7 separate regions of the Homo sapiens genome follow, and all the other regions are linked to region 2. The links are chromatin loops, found by intact Hi-C in ENCODE. Cell type or tissue: heart right ventricle. All regions are shown on one strand. Region 1 holds the start of ARHGAP24 (Rho GTPase activating protein 24). Region 2 overlaps ARHGAP24 (Rho GTPase activating protein 24). Region 3 overlaps ARHGAP24 (Rho GTPase activating protein 24). Region 4 overlaps ARHGAP24 (Rho GTPase activating protein 24). Region 5 has its middle 180 kb from the start of WDFY3. Region 6 overlaps ARHGAP24 (Rho GTPase activating protein 24). Region 7 overlaps ARHGAP24 (Rho GTPase activating protein 24).

Evidence for each region. Peaks named below come from ENCODE experiments on the same cell type or tissue, not always from the same donor. Only the 100,000 strongest peaks of a DNase experiment are listed, where the experiment ranks them.
Region 1: it touches region 2 in a loop (4-fold over the local background); 31 of 110 quality-filtered maps call a loop at or near these places.
Region 3: a loop joins it to region 2, with 2.2 times the contacts of the local background. A loop is called at or near these places in 6 of 110 quality-filtered maps.
Region 4: a loop joins it to region 2, with 2.3 times the contacts of the local background. A loop is called at or near these places in 10 of 110 quality-filtered maps.
Region 5: it touches region 2 in a loop (14-fold over the local background); 88 of 110 quality-filtered maps call a loop at or near these places.
Region 6: it touches region 2 in a loop (4-fold over the local background); 7 of 110 quality-filtered maps call a loop at or near these places.
Region 7: it touches region 2 in a loop (5-fold over the local background); 35 of 110 quality-filtered maps call a loop at or near these places.

The regions. Positions count from the first base shown.
Region 1 is chr4:85,472,751-85,476,750 of GRCh38, reverse strand. It overlaps ARHGAP24 (Rho GTPase activating protein 24), which reads right to left and starts at 1,601. Exons shown (of 10, transcript NM_001025616.3): 1 at 1,192-1,601. In heart right ventricle, a CTCF peak has its summit at 1,821; DNase peaks (open chromatin) are centred at 950 and 1,680; H3K4me3 peaks cover 2,033 bases; H3K27ac peaks cover 1,662 bases.
Region 2 is chr4:85,745,629-85,749,628 of GRCh38, reverse strand. The region is part of intron 3 of ARHGAP24 (Rho GTPase activating protein 24); the gene reads right to left. Among named protein-coding and RNA genes, the nearest start is that of MIR4451, 25 kb to the right of the region's middle. In heart right ventricle, CTCF peaks have their summits at 1,351 and 1,552 (motif pointing right); a DNase peak (open chromatin) is centred at 1,544.
Region 3 is chr4:85,657,058-85,661,057 of GRCh38, reverse strand. The region is part of intron 2 of ARHGAP24 (Rho GTPase activating protein 24); the gene reads right to left. LOC105377319 (a long non-coding RNA gene) reads right to left here. Exons shown (of 3, transcript XR_938955.4): 3 at 1,597-2,010. Among named protein-coding and RNA genes, the nearest start is that of MIR4451, 63 kb to the left of the region's middle. In heart right ventricle, a CTCF peak has its summit at 1,791; no DNase peak of the experiment used is centred here; H3K27ac peaks cover 1,989 bases.
Region 4 is chr4:85,593,127-85,597,126 of GRCh38, reverse strand. All of the region lies in intron 2 of ARHGAP24 (Rho GTPase activating protein 24), which reads right to left. Among named protein-coding and RNA genes, the nearest start is that of ARHGAP24, 120 kb to the right of the region's middle. In heart right ventricle, no CTCF peak of the experiment used is centred here; no DNase peak of the experiment used is centred here; H3K27ac peaks cover 2,254 bases.
Region 5 is chr4:85,145,216-85,149,215 of GRCh38, reverse strand. No RefSeq gene overlaps it. Among named protein-coding and RNA genes, the nearest start is that of WDFY3, 180 kb to the right of the region's middle. In heart right ventricle, a CTCF peak has its summit at 1,563 (motif pointing left); a DNase peak (open chromatin) is centred at 1,485; H3K4me3 peaks cover 1,005 bases; H3K27ac peaks cover 1,110 bases.
Region 6 is chr4:85,490,138-85,494,137 of GRCh38, reverse strand. All of the region lies in intron 1 of ARHGAP24 (Rho GTPase activating protein 24), which reads right to left. Among named protein-coding and RNA genes, the nearest start is that of ARHGAP24, 17 kb to the right of the region's middle. In heart right ventricle, no CTCF peak of the experiment used is centred here; no DNase peak of the experiment used is centred here; H3K27ac peaks cover 2,144 bases.
Region 7 is chr4:85,967,098-85,971,097 of GRCh38, reverse strand. All of the region lies in intron 5 of ARHGAP24 (Rho GTPase activating protein 24), which reads right to left. Among named protein-coding and RNA genes, the nearest start is that of MAPK10-AS1, 150 kb to the left of the region's middle. In heart right ventricle, a CTCF peak has its summit at 1,914 (motif pointing right); no DNase peak of the experiment used is centred here; H3K27ac peaks cover 1,057 bases.

The sequences.
Region 1 (4,000 bases), 270 kb after region 2:
CCCAGTTCAATAGCGTCATCCATTTTTGCCCTGAAGGATTGGTTTTGAGTTCTAATTGGAACTGGGGACAGATTGTTTGTATTTAATCCGTCTGTACATCTTCTACTCAGTAACTGAGTAAAGCTCTTAAACTCTACTGCAAATATCCCTGGATTCCAATGAATTTGTCTTACTTAGTAGACATAGCAACACATATTGTTTTATTTATGTATTTATGTATAAGCAAAGCCTTAACAACTTTTATATTCCAAATACTCAGCACGATTTATTTATTTCCTTTTTAGAAAGAGATGAAACAATGATGCCGTGGAAGGTTAAAAAAAGAGTAACATAAAATGTGCTGGAAACAGAAATTACTTGGAGAAATTACTTGTTTAATTCAAATGAATTAAACGAGATATAGTCTACAAAGAAGTCTGGGCTCCCTATTACTGGTTGATGCTGAAAATCTATCTAAGGAATTCAGAGTAACATTGTCTCCCTTCTATTTGGGTACGTATAAAATAAATGTAGTCTTAAGTATTTTCTAAAAACGAGACCATATTACATGTTTATCATTAAATGTTATTTTTAAAAACATTTGGACAAAATCTTTTGAGTGGCTTCAAATTCACCAAAGATTCCCTAACGTTTTGTGTTTACAAATATATGTATATATTTTATAATATATATTTCTAATATGTAATATATTTATAAATATTTTAAAACATATTTTATACATATAAAATATATATTTTTGCAAATATATATGCTTATTATTAAAACCTATCTTTGTGCGCCTGTTACATAGGGAACTCCTATAAGATACTAGAGGAAACAAACAAGGGGAAGGGGAGGATGGATACCAAGAGAGGAAATTGAATTGTACAAAGGGTTTTTATTAATTCCATCTATTTTTAAAGCCAGAAAGACATACTACCAGCTTGCTGTCTCCCGGCACAAACATGCGCGCGCGCGCACACACACACACAAACACAGACAGGCTACATCAGCACGGGATTCCTGCGATCCCTCCCCGCCCCCCGCAGCCCCCTCCCCGCCCCCCGCAGCCCCCTCCCCGCCCCCCGCAGCCCCCTCCCCGCCCCCCGCAGCCCCCTCCCCGCCCCCCGCAGCCCCCTCCCCTGGCGCAGGCAGCCGCGTCCGTCCTTCCCGCGGTAGCTCCGCGCACTTCCTCGCGACCGCATCACCTACCTTGCTGGGAGCTCAAGACAGATGCCGGACAGGGCTGCTGCTCCGAAGGAAAAGGCTCCCAGGACCAGCAGTAAGAAAACGCAAAGAAAAAAAGGTGGTAGTGAGGCTCCTTTACTTTCCACAACAAGGGGAAGTGTTGAACTCTATGCACTGGGCTGCTCCGCAGCGCGGGTTTCGGAGGAAATAGGCGGCCGAGAGAGCTGCGCCTGCGATGGGAAGTTGGGGGGATTCCCCCAGCCACCCAGCCACCCCCGCCAGGCTCCTCTCTGGTCCCCGCCGCAGCCTTGACAGCTCCCCTGGTCTCCGAGCCCCTCCAGAGCCCTGCTGGTTTCCACCCGGAGCTGGGCTGTGTTGCCACATGCACTTGAGAAATCCTAGCAGTTGCGCAAAGAGTCCCAGAAGTTAGAAAGGGTGATTGTGTGTGAATGTGTAAATATACAGTACAAGAGGCTGGAACAACTGAGTGGGGCCAACCCTCAGACACAGCTCGAGGTTTCAGATTTCATTTGGCAACTGGTAGCTTCACAGGACTCGAGCCGCACTACAGGGGAGGCCGGCAGGAGCCCCGCCCTCCCAAAGCCTGGGTTATCTGAGAGCTGGAGCTACACCGCCTGGCGCCACTGACAGAATGCGCCCTGCCTGGTTCCTCCGCATCTGGCATCGCTCGTTCCTTTCAAGTGCATCATAGATACTTGTTGGCCACAGATCTGGGGCTGTGGGCGCGAGAAGGTTGGTGAATACATGTCTCCTGCCCTCAAGGAGCTCTGCATTTCATTGGCCAAACCCCATACACCGGTTTTACTTGCTTCTACCAACTCTGTCTCGCTAACATTTTATTTCTCCAATTAGAATTACCTGGGCCATTAAAGCAATATTCCTGGAAATGCACATTTAGATGGATGCTCTCTAACTAGAGCCTTAGAGAAATTCAAAGTATAATTACTTTCTTACGGTGGTGTAAGAACTCTCGGAGTTACACAATATGGGACAAAAGGACAAACTAGTAAACATTGTTTTGATGCAGGCCGTCTCTTCCCACCATCACCACAATGTCTGTTTCAAATTGTGATCTTACAGTTCTGGTTACCTGGCATGCTGAGTCAAATTATTTCAAAAAGCTTTGTAAAGATCTCTGTTTTAGAAACCCACTTACAGTGGATCAGTCATGCAATCCTAGCACTTTGGAAGGCTGAGGCAGGAGGATCGCTTGAGCCCAGGGGTTTCAGACCAAAATTGGCAACATAATGAGACTCCTGTCTCTATAAAAAAAAAATTAAAAAAATAAAAAAAAAGTTGGGCGTGGCGGCGTATGTCTGTAGTCCCAGCTACTCAGGAGGCTGAAGCGGGAAAATCCCTTGAGCCCAGGAGGTCAAGGCTGCAGTGAGCTATAATTGTGCCAGCGCACTCCAGCCTAGGTGACGGAGTGACACCCCCGTCTCGAACAATTACTACTGCTACTACTAATAAAAGAAACTCTCTTTTAGAAATCATCACCAGATATCCTTAAGACACAGAATGGGGGTGTCCTCACTAGGGATCTCCAGTGAGAGAGGGATATGGAAGAAGAGCAAATGTTTAGTTTTAGAAACACCAAAAATAAAAGGCTGAGTGGACACTGATATGTTTTTCCTTTTTGTCCTCTTTCTCCAAGTTCTTGGAGAAACGAATCTACCCCATCCCATGCTGAGGTCCTACTATAAACTTGATTTTCTGGTGGGAGAATTCTCAGCCCTTTAATGAATCAAATTAATTTGTGTGGGGAAAAAATTGCGTTTCATATTTCATTTTAAAAATATGTATGGAATTCCTAAGCTAGAAGTAATGTAGCTTATTTTCCAATTGGTGGGAATAAATTACCTTCATCAACCCACATGGCCTTACATGTTCTAGCAACACCCTAGCAGGTGAATGCTGATGGGCAGTTTCAGATGAAAGCTGGAAAATAACATTAACCCAAATGAAATTTGCACACATTTGATGGACTCAAAAGCCTCAGGAAGACAAGTACCAATAATTATGATTCAAGATGGGGACATTTAAAAAAACAAGGAAACTGTCATGTCAGTAATTTATTTCAGGGTCTAACAAATATTACCACAGCAGTTTAGTCTCAAAGTGATACAAAACTGAACTCAGGGTGGTTACTGGGTAGTCCCTAGTCCAAAAGATTAAGACACACCTCTAATACACACACAGGCTGTGTTCAAGGCCTTTTCCTTCCCATCTTCTGGTTCTGTCTCCACCCTTTCCAACTGATAGCACTTCATTGGTGTGTGTGATATATGTGATTATCTTAAGCTAGAAAGTACAACAGAAGGAGAGGATGGTTGTCACTTGGGGATTAGACAGTTGAGAGGATAGGAAAGGAGTTATATCCACCAATACAAGCCCCTTCTTCCCCTCCTACTTAGAAAGAGGTGGACCATTGCATTCCTTTTCTAGAAGCCCCTCAGCAAGGAGTCTGTTCCAAGAGAATATAACCTGAACTAGAAACTGCGTTGTTTTCTGGCCTCTGACTATACTGCTCCTCTCTTATTGTAGATTAGTTGGGACCAAGAGACATTCCTTATACGTATTGTGGCATCTTTAAAGGAGAGAATAAACTCTTGAACAAGACCCTTGAAACCTGATTCTAATCAGAGGAGAATGCTGATGTGACTGATACAGACTCCAGGGAGGTGGTGCCTGACATTCAGCTCACTGGATCTCTGCTCAGAACTTGCCCAGAGGGTTACTTAAAGCTGAGTTTTATCAGTCAACCTCAATTCTGAGTTAAAGGTGTGCTTCAAACAAACTCTACAAAACCCAG
Region 2 (4,000 bases):
CTGCACTCCAGCCTGGGCAACAAGAGTGAAACTCCATCTCAAAAAACAAAACAAACAACAACAACAATAACAAAAAACTGTATCTGTGGGGGTTGTAGTTTTCAAACAATAAAGAGGCATGCCTAGTTTGACAATCCGACAAGATTGTCTGAGAATAGAGCAGTCCTGAAAAATCTTTGGTGGGTGGTTTCTATGACTCCTATATCAACTGGTAATAATTTTTCAGACATATAGAAGTCTAGCTTTTTAAAATTTTTGTTTGTTCGCAATGGAGTGAGACTCTTCTAAGGACATAACAATATGGAATAACATAGTTGGCACAGGAAATGTTTTCTGAATTCCAATCAACAACTAAGAAGCAACTATTTGAATGTAAAGCTTAGTAAACTGGAGACTGCTTGTAGAGCAAGAGTTGAAGGAATTCCTAGAATCTACCTTCGGCAAATGAGAAAAAGACAACATATTAGATTTGTGTGTCTTCTGCAAGTCCCTATCCTGATGCCATAGCTGATTAGTCACAATAGAGCACTTCATGCTCAATTTCATGTTGGGCTGGAGTCCTGTTCCCAGAAATTTGGGGTAAGAGCTAAGAAAAAGCCATCCGGTATGCCTGTATGACTAGAGGTGTAACATCTTTAGAGTTGTTGGTGACCGTATTCTGCCACGTTGAGGGAGAGACAGCCTGACAAGAAACAGGAATGATGCAGATGTGCCAGGATACATGAGGACAAGAGCCGGAGAGAAACACTGTGTCAGAGACTGTCAAGTAAAGTGTTCAGGCTGATCCTGAGGCTTTGTGGCAAGTTTTCTTTGAGTACCTGCCAAAGTTCCACAGTATAGAACAACACTGAGACTTGAACCCATTCTAATTTTGCTCTTATGCACAGGAAATACTGTCTTTCTGCATCATACTTGGGAGATAAAACATATTTCTTTCTCTTGGCATTTTTATTTTTATGTAAATCTTTTTTCAAAGTTTGCATATATTGCATCATATATCAGTTTCTTACTGTGTCTCTCATATATCCACAATTTAAAAATACTCCCATTTTATTTAAACGTCCAAATACTTGGCTGTTAATTTTGTCTGGATCATATATTCTTTCTAAGTTTAAGTTTTTGTTATCAGGAACAACTGAGTTTAATCTACAATTACTTTCTGTACTACAAATAAAAGATGTGACTATAAAGCAGTATCACTGCTTTCAATCTTGAACAAATTCACCAGATTTTGTATATTTAACTATCTTTCTGGCCTATCAGAATATTTTCTTAACCCCAGCATGGCATATGTATGAGAAAGGGAGTTACGGATTTCTACTGGACCTCAGAGTAAAAATCTTTTAAGAGCTATTAATACCATATGCTCGGAGAAACAAGGAGGATTGTGTAATTTGTTTGGAGTAGGTGGTCAACATGCATAGAGGTAGGGGATGGCCAGGTTGCTCACTGGTGTTAAAGACATCAAAGCCAAAAGCACTTGAAGTCTTTCCTCTAGGTTAGGGTTCTTTTAAAAACTTGCAAGACAAGTGCCTGCCTTACAGGGAACCTGTAGAGGGCAGTATTGCTGTGTATTTTGTATCTGTCAACTAAGAAACTACTTCCACACAGCCAAACAATCTAGGCATGAACAGATATAAGCTGCTAGGTTAAAAGTCTAATTGGTTTTAAAGGATACCTGGTTTGTCGCTCTTATTTTTAAAGTCACTCACAAAATTTTAAAACATTGTCCCCTCCAAATCTTCTTTACTTATTCACAGCACCATTTTTATAAAATGTTCTGTCCTGATGATTTAGGTTCTGTCCTTAATGATTTTAAAATATATTTTAAAAAATTACAAATTATTCTATTTCAGAATCTAAATGTAAAGAGCAGATATTCAATTTTCAGCTTTTGCTTGTTTGTTTGTTTGTTTGTTTTTGTTTTAGACAGAGTCTAGCTCTGTAGCCCAGGCTGGAGTGCAGTGGCACAATCTCGGCTCACTGCAAGCTCCGCTTCCCGGGTTCACGCCATTCTCCTGCCTCAGCCTCCCGAGTAGCTGGGACTACAGGCGCCCGCCACTACGCCCGGCTAATTTTTTGTATTTTTAGTAGAGACGGGGTTTCACCGCGTTAGCCAGGATGGTCTCGATCTCCTGACCTCGTGATCCGCCCACCTCGGCCTCCCAAAGTGCTGGGATTACAGGTGTGAGCCACCGCCCCCGGCCTCAATTTTCAGCTATTTTAATGCCATATTGTAGGCGGTTCAATTTTGTTTTTATTTGTGCTTAGTGCTTTTTTTTGCTAAATAAAATACAAAAGATATCTAACAAGATTACCTCCCAAAAAAGGATTTTTTTCAAAAGCTATACAAGATACTTTCTACTCTAAAGATATTTTAATATGATCACATTTTAAAACATAAGTGAAACGTAAACTGATGATAGGAGATTTAAAAAGCAAAAAATGAAAGAGCTTATTTTAAAAGTTAGCTTTGCTCATGTTGCTCCAGGCATTTCCTGAAAAGTAGGAGAAAATGTTTCTAGTGCTGTTTATAATGGTTTTAAAAGAAAGAAGCAGCTACTCTCATATGCATTTGTACTGACTGGCAGTGATGTCCCAGCCATGGTTTAGTTATATACAAATAAGATCCCTGAAGTCCTGTATTAATGGTTTCCCATTAAAACAGGCCAATCAGGCTGGGTGCGGTGGCTCACTCCTGAAATCCCAGCACTTTGGGAGGCTGAGGCGGGCAGATCACGAGGTCAGGAGATCGAGACCATCCTGCCCAACATAGTGAAACCCCGTCTCTACTAAAAATACAAAAAAAATTAGCCAGGCATGGTGGCAGGCACCTGTAATCCCAGCTACTTGGGAGGCTGAGGCAAGAAGAATCACTTGAACCTGGGAGGTGAAGGTTGTAGTGAGCCGAGATCGCACAACTGCACTCCAGCCTGGGTGACAGTGTGAGACTCCATCTAAAAAAAACAAAACACAACAAAACAAACAAGCCAATCAAACAACCTGAGTGCCTCTCCTGTTCAGGCGTGTGGTTAAAAGATACATGCAGGCACAAAATATAGCCCCTGCCTCCAAGGACATCACAATAGAGGTTAGGGTATGACATGAATGTTAAAAAAAAATGAAATCATACAAAGGAAATACAACAAACACAAGAACTAGTATAAGAAAAAATGCTTCTCTTGAAATTAAGTATTTTGGAGTTGGTTATTTTGAGGTTTGCTGGTAGAGGAGCTGGGCTTACAGGATGGATAAGTTTGTAGAAAAATAGAAAATGAAGAAGTCATGAAGAATCAGTCAGATACTCAAAAGAAGGAGGGCTGCATAGCACAATTTTAATATTTGCAACACTAAATGATTCTTAACAAGGAAGCAGATTCCCAGCCCTGCCTATCCATTCCTGGAAACTGGGCATCATATCGCTAAGGAGGAATTTAGCCCCAATTCCCTAGCTTGCCCTTTCTTTCCCACTTGGGAAAAGTACACAGTGAAAAAAGCAGGTATCTATATTACTGTGTTCACTACTTCCTCCTTCACGACTCCTAGGAAATCTATAGAATTATATGAGAACAAAACAAAACAAATAAAAACCTACCCCGACTTGACTTTAACTTACATCAAATTGCCTTTAACAGTAAATGTGTTCAATTGCTGGCATGCCTATTTTCTTAGTCCACTGGACTGTCAGGCTACAGGGGAAGGCACTGGGTTTTGGAATCATAGTACCTAGCATCATGCTGCAGAGCCAGGCTAGGCATTAGAATAATCTGCAGAACTTGGAAACTTATAGATTCTTGCCACGTAATAGAAATTTTCCCTCCAACAAACTTCTCCAGGACTTTATTTAGCATGAAGAACATTCTTCTATGTATTACACTTAGTTTGGTAATCTGTAGCCCATTAGATTATTATGAGATTATTCACAAGTTCAAGGACTATGTTTTATTCACTTTTTATGTCTTTCATACTGTGTAGTATGCAAGTAGGTACACAGGATGTA
Region 3 (4,000 bases), 89 kb after region 2:
TTTGCAATGTTACTGGTCAAATGTCTGAATTTAGATATCTTAGTAAGAAATAAGAAAAGGAAGATGCATGCTTCAAAGTGTTTGCCTGTGGCTATTTCTGTTTCTGAAGTTTTAATGAAAGTGGTGTAAGTGAAGATGAACTGAAAGTCTCAAAATACCAAATCGGCTACAAATTGAAACTCTAAAAATAATGAAAGGTTATGTCTACCAGCAGCTCTCTAAACAATCCCCATCTACAGATTTTTTTTTTTTTTTTTTTTTTTGAGACGGAGTCTCTCTCTGTCACCAGGCTAGAGTGCTGTGGCGCGATCTCAGCTCACTGCAACCTCCTACTCCCTGGGTCAAGGGATTCTCCTGCCTCAGCCTCCTGAGTAGCTGGGATTACAGGCATGTGCCACCATGCCCAGCTAATTTCTGCATTTTTAGTAGAGATGGGCTTTCACCATGTTGTCCAGGATGGTCTCAAACTCCTGACCTCGTGATCCACCTGCCTCAGCCTCCCAAAGTGCTGGGATTACAGGTGTGATCCACAGTGCTCGGCCAGATTTTCTTTTAAATTAATTCAGCCAATTCCTCTCCCTTCCCTGAGTCTCACTATTTGAGTACTGTAGCCCTGAACATCTGCATTATTGAAACAAGTAGCTGTGAATAAATCACTCTGTTTTGTTATACTTACATGGAGGATACATTTTAAAGCTACTTTTAAAACAGTATTTCAAGAAAAAAAGAAAGTCATTTTGGAAATAAAATCCAAGAAATATTGGTCAATATTAACTAAAGTGTGAGAATTAATTCAATCATTAGCAAGTACATTTTCCTTGCTTCACGGCGGGCAGGCAGGACTTAGGTATTTACTGATTGGCTCCTTCAATATAGGTAAGGAGGGAATAAGAGACAGTCATAACTTAAAAGTTAATTAAGAAATTCAATTGAAGGCACTCAACTGCAAAGTTAAAAGACTTTAAAATCTGAAGTTAAGCACATGCCGTTTTTTCCACATAACCCACCGAGTTTAGATGAGAAGTGATAAGGGCAACTCCCCCTAGCAACAAGTCCTACTGCACTGGTAGCTGCTTGTTCAGCTGCAGGCACTCTAGACTTAAAGGAGGCTATTTCAGAGAACGAATGGAAAGAAACCTATTATTTTTTTAGAGATGGCTTCATAAGGATATTCTAAGTTATCAGAAATGCTGCTTGGGGAAGTGTGTGGTACTACCCCTGGATCCAGAATAGGGGAGGAATGAAAAGAAGAAAGACTTAACATAATTTCCCCTTTTTCTCATTACTGAGTCATTCTTCTACCCTGAAAAAGTCCTCTTCACAAAAAGCAGACTGAGGAGATGAAAGAACTATAATATATTAGGAAACATAGTAATTACAACCCTTATGTGTACTTTAATTATATAATGTGTTCATCAAAATGAAGGGAGATAATTTTCTATTTCTAAGACTAAAATTATATCATTCCAAATAGTGTAATAGAACTAGGGAGGAGAACATTAATATGGCCGCTATATTCATACTTTTTTATATATGTTGAAATACCAGAAGCTATGTTAGGCCTTGTAGATAACACAGGAATATTTTGAGACACAATTTCCATTTTATAGAAATTTAATTTCTAAAGGAATTATTTAAACATTAATTTAACAACAGATAAACTTTAATCTTATTTTTACTTTATGATATTGTAATATTTGACATTGGCCTTGAAAATCTGATAGGCACTTCAAAAAGACAGAACTCTGGTTTCCTTTTTGCAAACTATACTGCACTAGCAGCGCCCTCATTCTGTTACTGGTAGCATCATTCTTTCCTCTGTTCAGGCCAAAAACCTTGGTCCAGAGTTTCTTAACTTCAGCAACGTCAGACAATTCTTTGTTGTAGAGAACAGCATTATATGCTTCATAGGATATTTAACTGCACCCCGGCTTCTACCCACGAGATATCTGTGGTATCTTCCCCAACTGTGACAAGCCAGACACTGTCTCCAGACGTTGTCAAATATTCCTGGGAGAGAAAAATCACCTTCAGTTAAGAGGCACTGTCTCAGAGTTACTACGGACTTGGCTCTCTCTCTGTCACATCCCACATAAATCTCTCAGCAAATCCTATCAGCTCTGCTTCAGAACAGACTGAAAATACAAGAACTTCTTATACCTCTGCTGCTCTCACCTTGACCCAAGCTGCTTGATTCAAATTCTGGATTACTCCAAGGACCCCTATCCTGTCTCCTTGCTTCCACATTTGGCCATGTACATCCTATTCCCAACAAACCAGCCAGACATACTATCAACACATTATAAACTACTCTAAAAGTGAGAAAAAATGGCTTGAGTGATTCCCCATGGTCCATATTCATGACTATACTGTGTGAAAACACGCTAATATTACTATGAAGACAGTCGTGGTAAAATTAGTCTAAATGTTGGCTAGACCTAATTCAGCCCCACATAAAAGATACTTTTACATTCAGATGATCAAAGCAAAGCAAGTATTTATTGAGTGCTTACTGTGTACTTGATCCTACAGTCAGAGCAGAATTTCAGTATAAGAAGCTGGAGATCAAATAATATTTATGAAAATATTTCTACTTTGTACCACAAACAACAGGTTAAAAATAGCACTTTTTACTAGAGCAATTTTTTAAGCAAAAGGTTAAAAAAAATTCTGAGAAGCTCTTTTAATTGGTTTTTATGAAAAAAGGTTTGTCTCAGGGTCTAAAGTAATAAATTTCCAAAAATGATCCGCTACATATTCCTTTAAATTGAATAATTTTGCATTGATTACAGAGAAAAAATGAAGTGGGAAGGCAGATCCCAGGGTCCCAAATGTGATGATTTTAGCTCTTCTAATTATTGAAAATGTAGTTTATAGATACTTTATTCAACATTAATGGAGAGAAAAAGAGTTTGTTCCTTCTTTTGTCAGACTGAAAAAAAGGTCTTAACAAATTGACCAATGAGAATGCAATTGTAAATGAAGAATAATTAAATAACTGGAGGCCGGGCACAATGGCTGACTCCTGTAATCCCAGCATCTTGGGAAGCCGAGGGGGGCAGATCACTTGAGGCCAGGAATTTGAGACCAGCCTGGCCAACATGGCAAAACTTCATCTCCACTAAAAATACAAAAATTAGCTAGGCATGGTGGCACGCACCTGTGGCCCCAGCTATTCGGGAGGCTGAGGTGAAAGAATCACTTGAACCCGGGAGGCAGAGTTTGCAGTGAGCTGAGATAGTGCCGCTGCACTCCAGCCTGGCTGACAGAATGAGACCCTGTCTCAAAATAATAACAATAATTGGAGTTGTGGCATTTCATAAAATTTTTATTTTGTAGTTATCATCTACCCCGGCAATGTTTGCATTTTGCCAAACAAATGAAAATGTTATTCCCTTGCAAAAGTGCCTGGAGGATAAAGTTATTAATTTGCCTAATACCCTGTCTCCATGGGAGAGCAAGCTGACACGAAGTTTTCTAGAAACTACTCTGTTTTGACCATTTTCCCTCTCTATTCCTTTAGAAACACAGTCAAGTGTCATTGCTGGCTAGATATTAAAGATTTTCTGTTAATTTCAGCTCACAAGTTCTGAGACAGGTTAAAAGAGGAAGAAAATTTTTCTCTTGTATTTGAAAAAAAATCCTTCTTAAAGTTATGAAACTTTAAGTTATGAAACTAAAGGTTCAAACTTTAGTTATGAAACTAAAAGGGAAGAACAAAGTAGACCATTCAGAATACATTAACTTTCATCCAAAGGTTTCAGTGTGTTTGGCAGATAGCACATTATTAAAACACAATTCTAATAAGTTCCAAGAAATTCTTCTCCCAATTGTACAGCCACAAAAGTTAAGGCTTGGGGAGATGAAGAAATTTATAGCCCAGAAAAAATAAAATAAGGCTAAGGAGAAAACAAAATCCATCAATTCTTATGTCTGAAAACAATGAGAATAAAATAAAAACGAGACAAAAATTATTTCCTTGTTTCAGTCAATAGAAAAT
Region 4 (4,000 bases), 150 kb after region 2:
GTCTACAGAAAGTATATGTTGAAATACTAAGGATAATAATGAAAACTGAAATCTTTGCTTTTGAAGAAACAGCATTTTTCAGTGACAGACTGAGTACACTGCATGAATCTGTTACTTATTGTTCCTTTAATGTGGATATCTTCTTTTTGTTTACAAACGATGGATTTATATGTTTTTAAAGTAATTTTTTTTAAAAATATATTTGGACTTAAAATATTATGATATCTAGTTAAATAATGAAACAAAATATGGACATTTTGAATAACGTTGAAAAACAGTAATGGTAAACTTGAAATTGGATCCCATACTCCTAATTGTGTAGTAAAAAAATCTAGTTATCAAATGATGTAATAGCTTCTTTTTTTAGAACACCTAGGGAAAATTATGGATATTATGTTGAACTGTTTTATATACAAATATTATTCCATTTGTATTTCAGAAGAGTATGCAGGATTTCAGTCCCTTGGATTTGCCATTTTGTGTTTCAGAAAAGCTGGTCTTAAAACTGGGAGACAATTAAGATTATGGGAAGAAAACACATACAGGATTTTAACTGCCTTTTCATAACCACTGGCATCTCAAGCTAAGCCAGAAAAGAATTCCTTGAACCCCTGAGAAGGCTCCATCTCTTTTCTCTTCTCTTACCTCATCCAGCACTTACACAAACATCACTGGAACAACAACACTTTTTATGGCAGACAAAGCAAAAACTGGGAAATGTCACACACATGAGTTGTTTTTGAACAACTGCTATATTATAAAGCTCAGACCTTGACTGCTGATCTCTTTGGCTGCCCACTCTCCACTTCATGTTTGACCTTCAATGCTGGCACAATTCTGGCTCCATTCCCCAAAGCATAAAAGATAGCAAAGTATGTAGAAATCCTTGAGATAAAACTGGACTCATAAAACTGCATTGCTATTTTCTTCAAAGAAAACTAAAGCACATTTCCAAGCATTATTTGGTTTCTACTCATCATATTCCATTCTGTTTATACCAAAAAGCTTTGCTGGGTTACCAGTAACAATACTAGATAGGTAAGAAAAATCATTTTCATGTGCAAAATAATATTTCCTTTTAAGTAACATGTCATCAGCTCCCTGATGAACGTATCTACATGCATCCTAGGCATTGGCATGCAGATAGGAGCTGGAGATTGGAGCAGAGTCAGTTCTTAGCAATAAATCAGACCAAGGGACTTTTATGTTATCTTTTAGATCATCATTACAAAGTCAACCCTAACATTTTGCTAATTACTATAGTATGACCAATCAAATAGAGCCAGTCTTATGGTGATAACCATACCTAGCATTAGTTATCAGACTCCTTAGGAAGTGAATATAGTTTATATAATTCATATAATTCACATGCTACACCTATCTTTGGGATTTTTTTGTCATTACGTCAGTCTCCCTGAAATCATCCTGGGAAGCTTGTTTTCATTTTCCCCCTTCTTATCTTATACTTGTTTCATAAGTCTTATTTGTATTTCTTCACCCATCCTGGTTATCTAACAGCATCTTTCCATTATGTTCCCTAAAGTCTTTTACATAATCCTCAAAGGAAAAGAAGGAACTGATTTTGTAATTCGGTAGAGATATTTTGCATTTATGAGCAAATGCTACACACTGAAGTTCAGCGAGAAATTAGACCATGAATTTCAACATAGGTAAGCTTGGCTTGGTTCTTTAAAGGAAGTTTGCCACTTTGCCTCATGCCTACCAGATAACTATAAATACCACCTGACTTGTTTATAGTTGAGTGCTTTATGTTATCACTTTCTAGGAACAAAACGAACTGAGCGCAAAACAAACAGAATGTACCCTTGGTCTGCCAAGAGATACTCATTTCCGACAGGAACTTCTACTGGGTCTCTGCATGGAAAGGAACTTTCCAATGCCTGATATGTTCCATCAACCTGAGAAAGAGGTTGTTCTCTTACCATGTTTGGTTTATTAGTTCAATATATACTGAGTTATTGGATTGGAGGGAAGTTCTCACATTGTGAAAAGTCTGTTCAATTCATAGGTTACATTATTTATCCAAGCCTGGGAGAAAAGGGAAAGTAGGCTGGGGTAAGCATGGATGTAGAATAGCAATATGGTGAAGGGAAGAGAGCAAGACTGTTACAAAAAAAAAAAGAGGAGAAAGTGAATAGGATTGCAATGTTTGTTGGTTGAGTCACTGTACTTAAATTCATTTTTCTAAATAGACTACATTACTTCCCTACATGCAGAAACATTGAAGAAAAAATTGGGTTTTGTCTAGTCTCTTTTTCACCTCATACGTAGTTAGATAAATTTTAAACAATATTTTAGTTATTTTTGTTTTTAAATTTAAAGACATTGGTGAATGAACTAGCAAAATAATGTAGGTGATTTTTATGGGGCTACAAAAGACTCCTTGTGCCACATACTGTAGAAAGAATAAGTCACTATTGCTTTCTGAGGCACTCTTAGTGTTTTTATTCCTTGATTCAAAAGAGATGGACAGAAAGTAAGATTCCCTTTTTTTATACTAATTAGAAGGCAATTCAATGGCTTTTGAATATAATATTGTGATGGCAGATAGGTATCATCTCTCCTTCTAACTTTGACCAAGTTTTTGCAGTCAAATAGAATGCTATGTTGTGAAGGATTTCAAAGTTCTGGAAGTCCTAGTTACAGCGATCAGACAAGAGAAAGAAATAAGGGGCGACCAAATTGGAAAGGAAGAAGTCAAATTATCCTTGTTTATAGATGATATGCTCTTATGTTTGGAGAAACAAAGACTCCACCAAAAAACTATCAGAACTAATAAACAAATTCAGTAAAGGTGCAGGATACAAAATCAACAAACAAAAATCAGTTCTGTTTCTGTATGCCAATAGTGAAAAATCAGAAAAAGAAATCAAGAAATTAAGCCTATTTACAATAGTTATAAATAAAATAAAATACCTATGAATTAACTTAAGCAAAAAAGTGAAAGATTTCTACAATAAAAACTATAAAATACTGCTGAAAGAAATGAAAGAGGATATTAAAAAAAGGAAAGATCCCATATTCACAGAATGGAAGAATCAAAATCGCTAAAATGTCCATACTACCCAAAGCAATCTACAGATTCAATGCAATCCCTATAAAAATACCAATGACATTCTTCACAGAAATAGAAAAAAAATCCCCAAATTTATACAGAATCACAAAAGACCCGGAATAGCCAAAGCTATTCTGAGCACAAAGAACAAAACTGGAAGAATCACATAACCTGACTTCAAATTATACCACAAAGCTATTGTAACTAAGAGAGCATAGTACTGGCATAAAAGCAGACATATAGACCAGTGTAACAGAATAAAGAACCCATAAACAAATCCACACATCAACAGTGAGCTCCTTTTTGACAAAGGTGTTGAGAACATACATTGGGGAAAGGACAGTCTCTTCAATAAATCATTCTGGGAAAATTGGATATTCATATGCAAAATAATGAAACTGGACCCCCATATCTCACCGTATACAAATCAAATCAAAATGGATTAGGATTTAAGTATAAGACTTCAAACTATGAAACTACTAAAAGAAGTATTGGGGAAACTCTCCAGGACATTGGACTGGGCAAATAATTCTTGAGTAGTATCCCACAAGGATAGGCAACCAAAACAACAATGGACAAATGGGGTCACATCAAGTTGAAAGGCTTCTGAACAGCAAAGGATACAATCAACAAAGTGAAGAGACAACCCACAGAATGGGGGAAAATATTTGCAAACCACTTATCTGACAAGGGGTTAATAACCAGAATATATAAGCAGCTCAAATAACTCAATAGAGAAAAATCTAATAATCCAATTAAAATGCAGGCAAAAAATACCTGAATAGGCATTTCCCAAAAGAAGACATACAAATGGCAAACAGTTATATGAAAAGGTGCTCAACATCATTGATCATCAGAGAAGTACAAATCAAAACTACAATGAGATATCATCTCACCAGTTAAATTGGCTTTTATCCAAAAGAC
Region 5 (4,000 bases), 600 kb after region 2:
ATGGACAAGGATATAACCCCGTTTGATTTCATTTATATCCCAAAGTGGAGTTAAATAAACAGAAAGACATGATCTACATTAATGAAAAAAGATAGATGGAAATTTTTTGTGTGTTTTAGAGCCACTTAAATGTTGCCAGTCTCAAATTATCTGTACAAGATTTAAAGTATGGAGTTGAAAAACATAACAACAGTGAAAAAAATCGGAATATACTGACTCCTCCCCTTCTCCCACCACCAATAACTACCTAACTTACAAAACTGCTCCTAAAGATAATCATACAAACAAGCTATAAACGCTGAATTAACACCGAAAATTAAAGTAGGGTAAGACAGAGAATAAAAAGATACTCTCTGACATGACTTCTTAAAGTTGTAATTAGACATATGTGAGTGTGTGAAATACACACACCACACACACACACCCCATGCACCACCCCAGTGACCAAATTCTTGTTTAATCATCAAGTACAACCCAGACTTGATTAGTTACCTAGGGTAGAGGAAACTCAAAAGACTTGAGGAGCTAGACTCTTTCAGATAATTTTGTCTGAAACTTTTTAGTGTTCCTTTCACTAAGGGAAGACAAATCAGAAACCCTTTTCCCCAACTCTTATATTTTTGAAGTAATACGTAGTAGGACAAAAATCTCTCAGGAAGCTAACTCTTCTATCAGGGATCAAAAATGAGAACATCCAGGTTTTGTATAATTCACATCTATTACACAACTAGGATTCTTTATGTCTCCCATATATTTATTCCTCTCACTCAACTACTGACAATCTTCTTTCATCTCATTACCTCATGGTCAGCTGAAAAGACAATGGTTAATTTGCAGAAATATTTTGACTCGACCCATGCTGACTATGTTTCATCCTTAGATAATTGCCTCCACAAAGATGCACTTGCCATTGAGTATGAGCTATAGACTAAAGGCCGTTATTCATAATTGAGGTTGACGCTTAACACAACCTCTCACCAACATAACATTTACTTTACACTCAGAGTAACAAAAAGGAAGGTCACAGGCTTAGTTTACCTGCACCTCAGCCACCTGAATATATTTGTGACCTTTGATTCACTGAAACATTATTTTTCAGAGAGCAAAATCATACAAAATGATCTTCATTTTCACTAACCCTTATAATTAAAAACTACCAAAGACAGAATAATATCCTTATACCAAACTTAAAACAACAGAAGTCTAGCAAAAACACAGCACACGTATTAAAGCCAGCTTATATCTCATAAGAAAGTCATTTACCCTCACAATTTTGTTTAGTAAGAAATATTGACAATTTTTTCCTAATAGAATGGGTATGAACCTTTACTGAAATAAAAGACTAGGATTTTATTTGAATCAACTTTTGTAGCTTACCTAAGCTATTCCTATTTACTTCCTACATAAGCGAAAGAAAATGAATAAATTGTATCCGGATACTCACAGCAGAGATCTCAGTTCTAGTCCCTAACATCAGACGTCGCGGCTGCAGACTGAAAATGTTACTGTAAGGAAGTACTTGTATTTTTCTAGCAAAGTAGCACCCTCTAGTGGCTTTTCAAAAATATGAAGGAGTACACGCCAAACGTGACATAATTTGTTTACTATCAAATTATGCAGTGTCAAAACACTCAGGTGAGAACAAAACCTTGCCCTTGGCATAACGGGAAGCATATTCCAACCTTGTTCTGTGTTGTTCTAGGGAGGCAAAGATGGTTAATCATCCTATTGCACATCTACAGTGTGCCTCTGAGAAAAATATGCCCTTCCCTGATAATAGTTTATTATTTTTCCATTATTAGTATTATGGTGCTATTACTATCATTATTGCTATTAATATTAATAGAAAATTACCATTTACTGAGTATTTACTACATGCCAGAAAATGTATTCATTGTTTTACATTCTTTACCCCATTTAAAATTCACTATGAGTATATAACCTAGTCTTTATCCTCATCTGGTTTTATTGATTAAATAGTCGAGGCCCATATGTGTAGTATGAGTTGCCTAAGAGAATAAGAAAAACTAAGATTCAAACATATCTTTATAAATTTGCAAGAACTCTCACAAGCCTGATTTCAACAAGCAGAAATTATCAATAGTTTTTACATGTATCCAGCCTCAAAGTATAAATCCAAAGAAATAATTCAATAACAATGAAATTAACTGGAAAATTTTAGCTAACACTTAGTTAAAATTTTAATTTAAGTTTGGGTTATAAATACAACCATTTCCCATAGTAAGTAAAAGTTAAATACCGATTCTTAGACAGCAAGGCAATAGTCTCTAGGAAGCCAGTTTAGTTCCCCCTGGCTCAGTCATGGTATTTTATTAAAATCGAGAGAGGTATATTTGTTCAGGTAGGCATTCAACAGACATTCATTGAATGCCTCTAGGAACTCTAGTTTTGATTGCCAGTGATCCAAGACCTTTGCACAAAGCAAGTGCTGTGTGAATACCAAGGAAGACCCCTGAGCTAAAAAGTATATATTTTTTATGGCTTCAAAATGTATATATTCCATTTTAAATGTCATTTGTCTGATCCCAGCAAATAAACACTTTTGATATTTACATAAGGTTTGAAGGAACTTAGAGACACAAACAGAAAAGAATATTTATTAAGTATCTGCCAGGTGCTAGTTAGTAGTCTATGCCCTTTACATATATCACTATGGCAGAGACTGCTAACTGTTCACCAACCATTTCCTCTTCTTATTAAGCACATAGCCAGACTACATTTACAGCCAACATTGACTCAAGTATGACCATGTAACGGGATTCTAATCAGAATCCAGTACTGTGAGCAAAAGCAATGTGTACCACTTCCATGCATCGCCCATGACAAACCTCCCTTTCAGGATCTTTCATGTTCTTTTGCCCTTCTGGATGACTGGAATGGATATATCCCACAGGCAACCTTGGAAGCCACATACTGCAGACAGCAGAGCCACAAGATGGAAAGAGGCAGCTTCGTCTCTGAGTCACTGTTTGGAATAAATGTACCTGACAATTAAGAGCATCTGTTTTGTAGTTTAGGTAAGAAGTAAACTTCCATAAATTTTGAGTTATTATATAGTTTTGCATTTGACTATTGGTTACAACAATAAGAATTACATTAATGCGATGATCTCATTTAATCTTCACAGCAAACTTAATAAGTTTATTGTAGGCTTATCCCTCATTTCACAGATTAAAAAAGTGAGGTATAAATAGTTTAATAACTAGCCCAAGTATTCACAACTAGTGGAATTCAAAGCTTGATCAAACCCAGATCTACCTTACTCCAAAATACATGCTCTTTTCTCTTTCTTATGCCAACAGTCCATCCTGTTGCCTCTTTTTTCTAGCAATCTTGCCACCTCAGCCCCTCAAGTAGCTGGGACTACAGACATGTTGCCTGGCTAATTGTTTAAAAATTTTTTAGTGATGGGATCTCACTATATTGCCCAGGCTGATCTTGAACTGGCCTCAAGCAATCCTCCTGCTTTGGCCTGCCAAAGTGCTGGGATTACAGGTGTGAGCCATCATACACAGCCCCACTGCTTATGAAACTAGCATGTTCCTTTGTATTAGTCAACTAATACATTGCTATAACAAATGACCCCCAAATCTGAGCTGTCTATTTTTATTTATTATTTCTCATTAATGCCTGTCAGCCTCAATTCACATTAATTCACACTGAAAGTCTTCTTCATCCTGGTACCCAAACTGAAGCAGCAGCCCTTATTTTTATCACATGGCAGAGGAAGGAGAATAATGAGAGAACTACATGATGGTTCTTAAAGCTTCTATCAGAAAGTAGTCCATGTTACCTCCACTCACATTTCATTGGCCTAGCAAGTCATTTGACCAAATCTGATATCAACAGAGCCAGGAAGCATAATCCTCTTACAGAAGAGTGGAAAAATAATTTAGAAAAAGAGTATGTTCAACCATACCTTCACTCTTGGAAACTAAAAGTTAAGAGAAATGTTATGAGAAAGTTAGAAACAATTAAG
Region 6 (4,000 bases), 260 kb after region 2:
GAAATATGAGGCTTCATTTTCATATCAACAACAAAGCAAGTATTAAAATCAGTCTATTAAAAAATACAACCTTGATTTGTAGACAACTCACTTAAGTATGTAAATATTCAGGTCAACATGAAGTCACCATAGTTTTCCTTGTAGGTCAAAGCACAAAATTTTTCACGATGAGGAAGAGAAGAAAAGTAACTTAGGAAATAAAGCGTTTTGACCCTATATTCTAAGGCTAAATATTGTACTCTTGTTAGTAAATATTTTTCACAGAAGTATGGATGAACAATTCTGAAAGTACTTTATGTGTATGGAAGATTTAAGCAAATAAGTAAATAGACTGTAGAAAAAAGGAGATACGTTCTTTTGTGAATAAGCACAAGTAACACCCAGATTTTTGGTTTCTAAATTCTATTCTTTAATAACAGAAATCTGGTGTCTTTAGAAAATGATTGACTCATGGGCTGGATCAAATGGAGTACAAGAAGAGCCTAGAGTGTCTTGTGGTACCAGAAAAGAAGAATGTTCAAAAATGATGGTGATATGAAGAAAGGGCACAAGAGCCAACTTAAAGGGCTTCCAATGGTCAAATGTGGACAATTTGAGCAACAAAATAAATATCAGTTGTAATGGATTATAGCTCACAGAATGAAACAGATACCCACGAGTCCATACTGATATACATAAATAATTGAAAGTAAGTAAGTGGGGGGTAAGGGAAAACTTCCGCGTAGAAGAATTTTAACTAATAATGGTAGAAGGAATTATGAAGATAGAAAATCGCCATTTGGCAAACACCATAGTGACAACTGTTTCAGGCAAGAATGATCAATGAGTACAAAATTCATAGCTGAAAGTATGATAGAAAAAACTGGTCATTTACATAGTATCTCTCCACATAATGCTTATTAGTTACAGAAAGTAAACTAGCAACTTTATAGTAGAGAAACCTGGCCAGCCTAGAATGAATAATTGGAGTTAACATCAGTAGTATTTAGACAAATTGACATCATGCGCTTCCTGATATGATGCACTGAGAAGGGGACAGCCCTAATTCTATGGTACTCTTGCCAAAAATGTACAACCTGACTTTTATTATCAGAACACAAAGTGAGAGACATTCTCCAAAATACCTGGTCACTAGACTTCAAAAGTGTCAAGATCTCGTAAGATACGGAAAGACTACCCAGATTGGAGGAAACTAAGAGACATGACAAATAAATGTTGTGTATGATTTCGGTTTGTCTCTTACTCTAGAAAAAGGACATTGGTGAGATAACTGATGAAATTTGAATAACAACTACAGATTAGTTAATAGTATTTTATCAGTGTTAATTTTCTGGTTTTGATAACTCTAAAATGCTAACATTTAGAAAAGGTTATATGGGAATACATTTTGCAATTTTTTATGTTTCAAATTATTTTGAAATAAAAAGTTAAAAAAATAAAATATAGATTTTGAAATGTCCTGTGACACTGAATAGTGACTCTCTTTGATAGTAAATCTCAGTAGCAATAAGTATCATTTGTAACATGAAATGTTTTCAGCCATGTTATCCCGTTTGGCAATTATCCCCATTTAAAAAAATGTTTTAAGTGGCTTGGCACTGTTAGTGAATGTTAGAGCAGACTGACTCTTTAAATATAGGCTTTTTTGAATCCATTATCACAGTAATATTTATCAAACCAGCTGCTTATCTGGTTTTACATTTCCATAAAAGCTTTATGAGGATAGGAGTAGAAAGGAGGAGCTAATAATAATTATACAACAGTTCATTCAAGCAGTTTTGAACAATTAAAGTGAAATATTTAGTCCATGGCTTTGGAGTCCAAAAGAAACGAAGATATCGACCAGGATAGCACATCCTGGAAATGTGTAACTGAAGAAGAAAGAGGGCCAATAAACACCATGACCAGTAATAATAAGAAGAAGGAATAGAGGAAGAAAAAGATCATAAGAAAGTTTGGTCCTTAGAGGAAACTGATATGACAAGGTTCTAGGGTAATAAAGAGAAAAGGCAAAGAACAGAAGAAGGAAGGAAGGGAGGGAAGGAGGGAGGAGGGAAGAGGGAGGAAATACGGGAGGAAGAGGGAATGGCGAGGAAGAGAGAGAGGAAATAAAAAGAACCAAAATGGAAGAAAGACAAAAGACAAAAAAGTGGTTAGAGAAAGAATAGAAACAAGACATTTAACTTCAAAGAGGAAGGGGCCTATCACTTTGAATTAGAATAAAAGTAAATAAGCTGGTGATGTGGTCCCTCACTCACAGCTGTCACCTGCTCAGTATAGTTTCAAATTCATTAGAATTCAGAACATGAAGCAGCTGAAACTTCTAAGGGAGTTCAACTTGAGGCTAATTCAATGAGATAGCACTCCAGACACCCAGAGGCATTAGAGGTTCTCATCACAAGACACTTGGTTGACAGTACTCTGGCCAGAGCCCTCCTTGGGCTAAGAAACAAGTATAGATTCAGGGCAACAGCCTAGATAAAAACCATCAGTTCCAAGTCCCCAGGAAGTACCTAGTGCACACAGAACCCCTCTTGGGACTCCTACTCAGCATAATTGCTCCCTCCAGCCTGGTTTCCACACAGCTGTGTGTGTGTGTGTGTTAAACAGACCCAAGGTGATTTCTGGATAATGTCCAAGTTGAAATACAGCCTAGCTGATTTATTAATTAAAATAATTGAAAAAGTCCAAGAACAGTAAGTGGCAATTAATACCAGAATAGAACAGTTTCTGTTACTTATTTTTATAATTATATTTCTGAATTTGATATTTAAAGTTAAACACAAAAATTAGCAGAGGAAATGAGAGATAACAAAATTGTTATTTTTCTTAAGGGCTTACTTTAAATGGAAGAATGTACCACATTAGCCATCAATAAGCTAAAAAATTATGATCTAAAACCAATCATTAATTATGAAAAAGTTATCAACTTAAAATTACATTATTTTTATGTGATGAATTACAAGACATTTGGTATTATGCACCATTTTGTCATAACCTCCAAGGGGACAAAACAAGATAATAAGGTAATTGATCAACCTAAAGTAACAAGTTTTGTATGACCCTTATAAATACCAATTGCAGGTGGAAAAAAAGATTCAATCTTGCTTAAATAACAGGAGAATGTAAAACTAAACAAACCTATTATATTAAGCAAAGGCAAATAGGAGTTTGCAGAAAGAAGCATTTGTGTTGGAATAAACATATGAAGATGAGAAAAATCTGAGATATTTGGAATTATATTGAGTGGTCCCTGTGGGGAAAATTTTTATTAATAAATTCTACAATTATCAAGGCTTTTATAATGTCTGGTCATACAAGCTCTGTTTTGGGGCAAAATAACAAATCTTTTTGATTCCATCAAATACTAGTCACTGGCCACTAATTCACCACAAACAAAAAGTGCTAAATTCATAGACCTGCAAGAGGTAAATGCATCATTCTAATAAGAGCTAGGGCTAATTAAAACCTTCCTCAAAGCTCCCAAACAAATGTTCCATGGCTTGATTGTTTAACTATAATTCTTAATGGTCAGACAATAATGATGCTTCCCTGCCTCTTATTAAAATCAATTATGGCACGAAATTCAGAAAGGGTAAACTGGTTCATGTGTGAATGAATTCTAAAGAGAATTGTAATTTAACAATGGAATACCAGGAAATTGCAAAGCAAAAGAACTACCAACTCAAGAAAAAGCATCTAATATCTTTATTTCAAAGCAAAGCTCAGATTTAAGGCAAAATATAACCTGGTTCCTATGAACCAGAGGCCTCTGCTGACTGCCTCCAAGCCTGTAAACACAGTCTTAAATTGTTCTAGCTACAATTTATGGGTCAACATTGGTATCAGGAATCAATCTCTAATCTTGTAAGCAATCACTAGACCTGTTCCCTAACTACCTTGACAAAAAGCATCACCAACTGTAATTCAGCATATCTCAGGCTAATACAAAATATCACCAGTAATTTTATCACATTCTACCTTAACATGACATATATAT
Region 7 (4,000 bases), 220 kb before region 2:
AATGTTCTAGAAAAGAAGAGAAATGCTATAAAAATAAACAATGAAAACTTAACGTCCTTTACATAACTTGAATAATTTATTTGTATCCTCTTCTGAGTGTGAGTGGCAAGATAACTTACTAAAATATTAATTTATATTTTGTCTTCTGTATCTTATATTTCCTGTTAATCCATGAAGATGGATGATAGTAAAGACAGCAAGAATAGAGTTTTAATTTGTGTGTGGGAAGTTGTTTTGTTTTTGTATTTCAGGGGAGAATAAGCAAAAGTCTGAAAGGAGAGTTGATTCCTGGAACCGGGAAGAGTAGTAGTGAACAACTCAGGGAATTCTTTACCTCACTCCCAAGCTGTGCTGCAGGAAATGACATGTCCCCAGAGAGGTGTGCTCTGAGAAGTTGGGAGGCAGGCACTGGGGTTTCCTGCCTCAGTGAATATTCTCTTATCCCAGCGGTGGCATGGAAGCAGAGCCAACTGTATGAAATTATATGAGCTGAGACAATGGGCTTCTCAGCTCTCAATTTTGGGCCCATGGGCTGATTCCATCAAATATTTACTGCACATCTACTCCTAATGGGTATTATAGAAACCCCTGGGCTAGGACCTCAGGGGTTTAAATAAAAGAGGCATTATTCTAGCCTGCTCACTACTTGTACCCTAGTCAAGGCTGCAGATACTAAGCTGATAATAAGACAAGTATGTGATTACAAAATAAGGTGAGTGGAAATAAGGAAAATTATTGCATACTATCTAATAACAAGACAGGGTTTGGAGGTCTTCTCTGAGAAAATGATGTTGGAGCCAAGATCCGAAGGGTGTGTAAGGACAGAAGGCATTTCTGATCAAAGCAAGGGAGAAAAACAGCCTCAAGTGGGAGGAAGCCTCCTGTCCTTGCAGAATTGACAAAGGCTAAGAAGGTCAGAGCCCAGAGTGGAAGTGGGTAAGGTCTGAGCTGTAGGCAGCAACCTCATGGACCATAGGACTTCACCTCCTTCAGGGTAAGGACTGAGGTTTTCCATTTTGACATTGGGGTCTCTCAGAGCAGGCATAGTGTCAACTGTTTTATAGATGTTAAAATGATGGAAGTTATCTGAAAGGGCTTGTTTTAACTAGCTAATTTTATTTTCTTGATAATTAAATAAATATATGTTTTTCTTTCTAAAATTCTGAACTGATAAACACTATAGAAGAGGTCATCTTAAAACCTTGTAAAGAAAATAAAAATCGTGTTCCCAGGTCATCTTCAAAACTGCAATCCTCATTAATTCCTAAAACTAAATTCCAAAAAATTGTTTGAAAAGACAGACCTAAAATAGTCTCAATGGTAAGACAAGGAAGACACTAGTATTTTTGTTTGTTTTCTGACAAACCACCGTATTTCATGTGCATCAAAGCCTTCTGTGTTTTTCTTGCTATATCTGCCCCATGAAGGGACAGTCATTAGTAGTAAAAAAACCACAGCTTGGGGAAGGATATGCATAGCAGTCAAATATTCCAGTAAAGTATTTCCTTTTGATTCCACTCTAACCCAATCTACCATCATGACTCAGATTTGTTTGCCTTCAGAGTCAATGACAATTAGCCATAGGTAGTACAGAAAGAAAAGAATATAAAAATAAAATATAAAATAAATAAGTATATATTTCAATATACAGAGTATGTTATGTATAATTTGCATGACTATATAAACAGAAGCTATCAAATATTTATGAATAAATACAATAAATAAATGAGACAATAATGATAAACAAGAAACACATTTAACAAGAAATCTGCTGTAAAGTTTCATTGATGATCTATTTATTACATTGACTATTCCCAAACACACTGTTTTTAAGGTAACTTGCTTAGCACTTTACTGTTTTGCTTTTAATGAAGTGAAGCATTTTATAAACTATGGTATTGAGAAACTTTGAACACTAGATGGCGAGATTGCAAAGTTAGACAATGGGATGGTGTAAAAATTGTGAAGGATGAAGGGCCGCAGAATCATTCTTCCTCTACCAGCAATTTTCTTAGCACCAAAGCTGCAGTAATGTTCCAAGAATAGAAATATTTGAGCCATGAATCAAGGTAAGAAAGGTGGAGTGGGATGATTATTTTATTCCTTCCCAGAAGTGATACATTATAAGAGCTTTCTAGCATTATAGTATATATGCACACAGCTAATTATATAGAAATGATGAAGAAAAAATGAACAATTATATATATATTTTTTGATTAACAAAGGTTATTAACTTTTTGCTTAAAGGCTAAGATTTAAAAATTTATGACTCTCTTTTTGGGGCTTTATTAAACTTAGGCTACTCAGTAGAGATAGAGAGTTCTGCATTTTTCTAGAGTTTTCATTTTTGCTTTGTCCTTTCTCACCGAAGAAAATAATCATTTCTGGATAGAATCTAATATATTTTTCCAGTTCTGATTCACCTCAAGAGGTTCTCAGTCACATGTCCTAATTGTCAGCAGGCTACCTATTGCAATGGGGAAGTCTGGCGTTTCTCTGAAAAATATCTTTGTATGTTCAGTCTATAAAATAGCAACCCTGTCAATCATACTCTCTAGCCTTCTATCTCCTATTGAAAATCCACTACTTTGCCAAATTAATATTTACTTCAATATGTTTAACCAATTAATTAGATATCAATAATATGTGTTAATTGCCCAATGTGCCTAAAAGAAAGTGCCATCTTTGTCTCAGAGAAATACATTTCAGTCTTCACCAAAGTGAAGTGAAGTGACTGCACTGTGGCAAAAGTCTATGTACAATGGAGAATAAAAATCCTTCACCTAATAACAACAACACATCTGCAAACATCAAGGCCTCACTGAAGGCCAATGAGTAGGTTATGCTATTAACCCCATTTAGGGTACTTTAACAGGAAACTGCACAGACAAAAATTCTTTTTGGCTAATCACTGAGATACGAGATGCTGTAGAGTCATGCTCTTTGGTATGTTAAATAAAATTGAAACTGGCCCAAGGAGTCCTCCCTACAAGCTCCTAACTGCAACCTAACTCAGTACCAAAAACAAAGTGAAAACCTAACTAGGAACAAATAGCTGAGTTTCAGCCAATCACAGGCAGCTGTTCAAACCATGTATGAGATGCATGCCATGTAATGGGGCTGTCTCTGTACCTCGCTTCTGTTTTCTGTAGGTAACTTCTTTTTCTCTGCCTGTAAATATAACCTGCACATGTGGTAGGGTGGAACATTCTGAACCATTTTGGCCCAAACTGCTGTTAGATTCTAGAATCACAAAAAAAGCCAATGAAGATCTACTAAACTAGATTTGTTGTAATTCTGTCTTTTAACAGGTAGAAGTTCAAAACTATTTGCTAACGTAAAGTCATTATACAGACTCAAGTCCCTTTCACTCAGCTGGTAGTAGAGTCTTTTCAGAAGGTAAGATACATAATCAAGCACATTATATCCAGTGGTAGGAAAAAGGCAGCACAAGATAGGCCCAAAGATCTGAGTGAAAGAGCTATCAGACCAGGAGGAGCTTTGTAGCATATGTCCCTTAACTGAGCAACATATAAGTTTGGTTCTTATATTGTACTTGGACTTTACGTCTGAATCGTGTTTCCTCCTGGTTATTGCTTTTTTACAAACTTAAAGGGAGAATTACATGAGGCTTCCTATGATTGACTTAATTTTATATTCTGATAGGTCTACTTTGATCATTCTGGGATCAATCATTCACTCAACAAGTAGTTCCTGAACACCTATGATGTGCACAGCCTCATGCTAAATGCTAGGTGAAAAATAAATGAACAACATTTATTCTTCGTTTGAGTTTATATTTCTAACTGATCACCAACACTTTTCCACACCATGCCTCATTTTCTTCTACTTCGTAACACTTTCTGTATATTCTAACTGCTGAGTTTCTGCTAGGTATGTGAACTGAAGAATGTTCTTTATATTTCCTGGAAATTATCTGTCCTACTTATCATCTAGGTGCAACATAGGCCTCTTATTAATCTGAACAAGGATAAAGGAG